Linked DNA regions of Homo sapiens: region 2 is linked to region 1. A link is an interaction called in ENCODE POLR2A ChIA-PET data of the cell type or tissue named here. Cell type or tissue: HCT116. All regions are shown on one strand.

Region 1 (2,500 bases):
CAGAATCTCTTTACAAAGATGGGGGCAGGTTTATGGAAAACCAGCTGGCTAGCACTGGGGAAACCGTGGCCAGCCGAAGCCTGAAGGGGCAAGAAGAAAGAGTCCCTCAAGTGCAGGGAAGCCTCCTGATGGAAGCATTGGTAAGGAGCAGATCCTGTGCCAATCTGCAGCCTGGTAGGGAGGGACTCCTCCTTCTCTCCACCTATTCTCCCTTCTCCTCCTAGAGCCTCCTTCTAGTCAGCCCTAAGGGGAGCCAGAAGGAAAATGAGCCCTTTGATAGAGTTCTTAAAGGCCAGGCAGGGCCTGGGGCTGGAGCAGGATAGAGAGTGTGCCCGGAGGGGCAGAGGGTGTGTCCAGCACCTGCCCAAGTGTGTGGCCCTGCAGGGTGCCAACTTCCACATGCCCACGAAAGATTCCTCAAGTCAGGAACTGTGCTTTATCTCTTTGGGGATATTCCACCAGGAAATAACCTTTTGAAAAGGGGAAAATTAGTAACTTTGCACAATAATATTCATAATACCTCTATTTATAGTGGTGGAGAATTAGAAAGGGCCACAATAGAGAATCTGTCCAGCAAAGCAGCCAGAATGGGTCATTTATGATTTATGATTATGATTCTCAGGTGGACCCTGTCAACACCTGCAAAATGGGGGCATACAATGACAAATGACAAAAGCAAACCTACTGATTATACATATGTCAGTAGGTGTACATGTGTACTATATAGGAAGAGATTCAAGGCATATATGTTCATAAAGAAAAGGGCTAAATGTCAAATCCCATAATTTAAGAGGAAAACAGCAGACTTCTTTTTTTTTTCAGATTTAAGTTTTTTTTGTTTTGAGAGACAGCGTTTCACTATGTTGCCCAGGCTGGTCTTGAACTCCGACCTCAAGTGATCCTCCTGCCTTGGCCTCCCAAAGTGCTGGGATTACAGGTATGAGCCACTGCATGCAGCCCCAATAGAGCAAACTTCTGATATAATGTATCCCCAAATTAGTGCAAAGCGGTTAGAATACTTAGGACTGTGCACAGTATAAAAATGTAGGAAAGACATCTTACTTAAGGAAACTGTACTGGGAAAAGCCACTCGGCTTTTGACAGCTATTACCGCAGCTTCCAATATTTTCATTGGATATGAAGCTCCTTGTCAAATACACTGTCGTAGATGTGAGGTGAATTTATTGCAAAGGGTCTTAAAGTTTCTCAAACTTTCTTTTTTCTTTCTTTTTTTTTTTTTTTTTAGAGACAGGGTCTCGCTCTGTGGTCCAGGCTGGAATGAAGTAGTGCAATCATGGCTCACTGCAGCCTCCACCTCCCAGGCTCAGGTGATCCTCCCACCTCAGCCTCCCAAGTAGCTGTGACTACAGGCATGAACCACAAAGCCTGGCTTATTTTTTAAAGAGATGGGATTTCGCTAAGTTGCCTAGGCCGGTCTCGAACTTCTGGGGTCACGAGATCTGCCCGCCTCAGCCTGCCAAACTGTTGTGATTACAAGTGTGAGCCACTGCACCCAACCAAGTTTCTTAAACATTCACGTGCATGGGTATCTCCTGGGGATCTTGACAAAATGCGGATTCTGATTCTGTAGGTCTGGGTGGGCCTGAGAGTCCCCCTTTCTATCAGGCTCCATGGGATGCCCACACTGTGGGTCCTGACTATAGCCTGAGTAGCCGCGGTCGGTGGAGTTGCTTGTTTGCTTTTTTACCTTTTAAAACATGTATATGAAGTTTGCAGATATAAAATTTATATGTCCTTTGTCATCCACCCTCCCCTTCTCTTCCAGATTCTGGTATGCCTCTGATACAGTGGCTTGTCCTCCTGTTAAGAATCCCAATATATTCTGGGCTTCCTCTCTTATCGGCCAAAAAGAACCAGTCAAATTTTGCTCTTTATTTTTATATACTTTTTTTTTTTGAGACAGGGTCTCTCTCTGTTGCCCAGGCTGGAGTGAAGCAGTGTGATCATAGTTCACTGCAGCCTCGACCTCCTGGGCTCAAGTGAGGCCCCACTGCAGCCTCCTGAGTAGTTGGGACTACAGGTGTGCATCACCACACTCAGCTAATTTTTTAATTTTTTGTGGAGATGGGGTCTTGCTGTGTTGCCCAGGTTGGTCTTGAACTCCTGGGCTCAAGTCATCCTTCCACCTTAGCCTCTCAAAGTATTGGGATTACAGACATGAACTACCACACCCAGCTGAACTGTACTTTTTATAGTTTTATCCCCAAAACAGTACTTCCAGTATCCCTGACATAAATATAACCTTGAGAAGGCTTTTTCAAATTGCATACAATGCCCACCTTTTCCATCCTAGCCACAGTTATTTTTATGATTATCATCTTGTATTTCTCACACTGTTTTCACATGAGAAACTTAAAATTGTCTATGAATCCGTCTAATTTCATGAATTCTTCTGGCAATCCTGTGGAGGAGATGCAAGGCTTTGATAATGTAAAATTCCAAATATTATAGTATCTAGTGACCCAGTGTGATTCACTCA
Region 2 (2,500 bases), 92 kb after region 1:
CCTGGTTTTGTTCAAGAGAAAAGTAGTTATGCGCTTTTGTGTGAATGCACACCAGAAAGACGTTGTTAGTACCGGGGCACTGGAGTCTGGGGCCCTTCCCAAGTCCTTTGGGCAGACAGTCCTTCTGTGGCTTCCAGAAGCCATACACAAAGATGGAGTTCCTGGAACATGAGTGACCTCAAAGATAACTTCTGGGGACCTCTCTTTAGACCTGCAGCCTTGGCTGGGCATGATGGCTCATGCTTGTAACCCCAGCACTTTGGGAGGCCAAGGCAGGAGGATCTCTTGAGCCTAGGAGTTTGCAACCAGCCTGGGCAACATAGCGAGATCCTGTCTCTGAAGAAAATAAAAAAAAAAATAGACCTCCAATCTTCCATAATGGACTTCTTTGCTTCCAAGAAACAGAGAATTTCCTGACAAGGCTCACCCAAGCTTCCATCTGGAAGTGGATATTTACTAGTAAGGAATGGGCTGCTCCATATTTGTGTACAGAAAGTTACCTGGAAATGTGCAAAGCTTCAGTCCATGTTTGCTATTTTAGAGCTTGCCTTTGTGTGCTAAGGAATTATGCTGGCTTAAGGTAATTTTATTTTCAGTCTTCCAAGGGGAAACTGTCAGTAATTTATGTTGTACAGCTTTAGGTTATCATTATTTAATAATTCTGGATTTTCTGCCCTAAGGAAGGAGAAAAAAAAGTGGGGATTTCTTTTCTTTTTTAAAAAATTACTGCTCCCCTCAGTCAGAGGTAGTAGAGGTGTCAGAAGCTGGCCTGGGAATGCTCTGGAGGGCGCCATGGTGAGGATTAGCTGGATGGAGAGGTGGAGGGTGGGGTGTGTGGCAGAGCTGGCCCTGAGTAAAGAGATACCAGAGCAATCATTCGTTACATAGATGGCCAGATGAAGTCAGGATAGAATCTCCTGACTACTCTTCGGCCCTTCCCAAAGGCAGTTTTTGAAGAGATCCGGCTTGTTTGCCTTTAAAATGGAGCTGAAAATTCTTGAGTATTTTGAATGACTCATCCCAGCCTGGTGTGTTGTAAATACCTTTCCTTGGAGAGATTTAAACAGGAAGCCTGGAAAGTCTGTGTTCTCCACGCATTGCACTAGTGGTTGAATTCTGTGTCTGGGGAAAAGCAAAAGGTGTGCCCTTTTCCATTCTCATTGGAGGTGCTGCCCTAAAACCATGGCCATGAAGGAGGGGCCAAGGTGAAATTCTGAGAGGGGCCCTGCTTAACCTTGGCGAATTACACATAAGGTGTTCTTAGGTGCAAGACCAACTGCTCTGTGGAGCATCGCCGACCCCATCTTAAGATTCCCTGGTAACCCATCCTATTCTGTCCCATCATGCTTGGGCATTTTTTAAGCTCAAGGTGGTTCTTCGCAGCCTTTGTCGCTGCAGAATGAAATGTGAGTGAATGAAGCTTAACTCTCAACTCCCCAAGTGCACCTGTGCGGCCGAATGCTGCTTTCTCACCCTTCACTTAAGGCTTGCCCTGCTAACCTACTTGGTATATACCATACATTTGATATTCACATTATTTCCCCTCCCTTTCCTGTTTCCTTAACACACTTTCTCTCTAAGTTCAAGTGTGTGGCAGGTTAATCACACCTATCATTTTGCAGAGCGGTCAGGATGTGGGGTGGGTTCTGGAGAGGAGGGTGTGGAGAGAGAGGTCTCTAGATTGGCGAGTGGATAGCAAGCAGACCCGGACAGACAACCAGGAAGGAATGAGTTCATTGCAAGGGCTTTTCTTTGTCACTCACCTGCCTTTTCCCAAGTGCTGACATGTTTTATGTTGCGCTGAGAGTTGAGAAAAGTTGTGGTTTCTCTTAATTCCTGTGATTCCAGACAGGATGGTCCTTCTAGCAGGCTGAGTGATCTCCTCTCATGAGACTCTAGGATTGAATTCATTCCTGCTTTTAAAAAAGAAAGAAAAGAAAGAGGAAAACCGAAACTTGTGAAAAAAAAATCCGTGTCGGGGGCGATGCTCTTTTGGGCAAATTCTTTGTCTCCAGGTAGAGTTACATTTTAAGTGAAAGAGAGTGAGCAAGGACAGGTTCCCCTTCTGGTTCCCTTCTTCTCCCCTCGCCTCCTCTCCTCTCCTCTCCTCTTCTCCCTTCTTCCTCTTCTCCATTCTTCCTTCCTTTCCTCCCTGTGCCTCTGTTCTCTCCCCCTTTCTTTCTCTCATTCTCATCTTTTCATTTGAAAGAACTGGATGCTTGCCCATCCAGACCAAGCTGGCTTTGGGAGGAAAAGCTTAGGGAGGAAGCAATGTGAGGAGACTGGAAATAGAATCTGGACTCTCTTTGGTTTCCAGCCCTTAAATTGGGAAAGGAAGAAGTCCTTCCTGCTCCTGGCCAGGGTCTGGGGAGATGAAGGGTGCCACTTGAGCTTCTGGCTTGTGGGTATCCAGGACTGGAGTTGCCTGAGCTGCCCACACCACGTGGCAGCTGGCACAAACCCATGACCCCATCTGCAGGCACCCAGGCTGCACTGCCAG

The links. ChIA-PET counts read pairs that join two places held together with the same protein. Peaks named below come from ENCODE experiments on the same cell type or tissue, not always from the same donor. Only the 100,000 strongest peaks of a DNase experiment are listed, where the experiment ranks them.
Region 2: POLR2A ChIA-PET joins it to region 1 with 6 read pairs; 4 of 35 experiments call an interaction of 5 or more read pairs at or near these places.

The regions. Positions count from the first base shown.
Region 1 is chr6:6,934,040-6,936,539 of GRCh38, reverse strand. No RefSeq gene overlaps it. Among named protein-coding and RNA genes, the nearest start is that of LINC03055, 50 kb to the right of the region's middle. In HCT116, no CTCF peak of the experiment used is centred here; no DNase peak of the experiment used is centred here.
Region 2 is chr6:6,841,750-6,844,249 of GRCh38, reverse strand. No RefSeq gene overlaps it. Among named protein-coding and RNA genes, the nearest start is that of LINC03055, 43 kb to the left of the region's middle. In HCT116, no CTCF peak of the experiment used is centred here; a DNase peak (open chromatin) is centred at 986.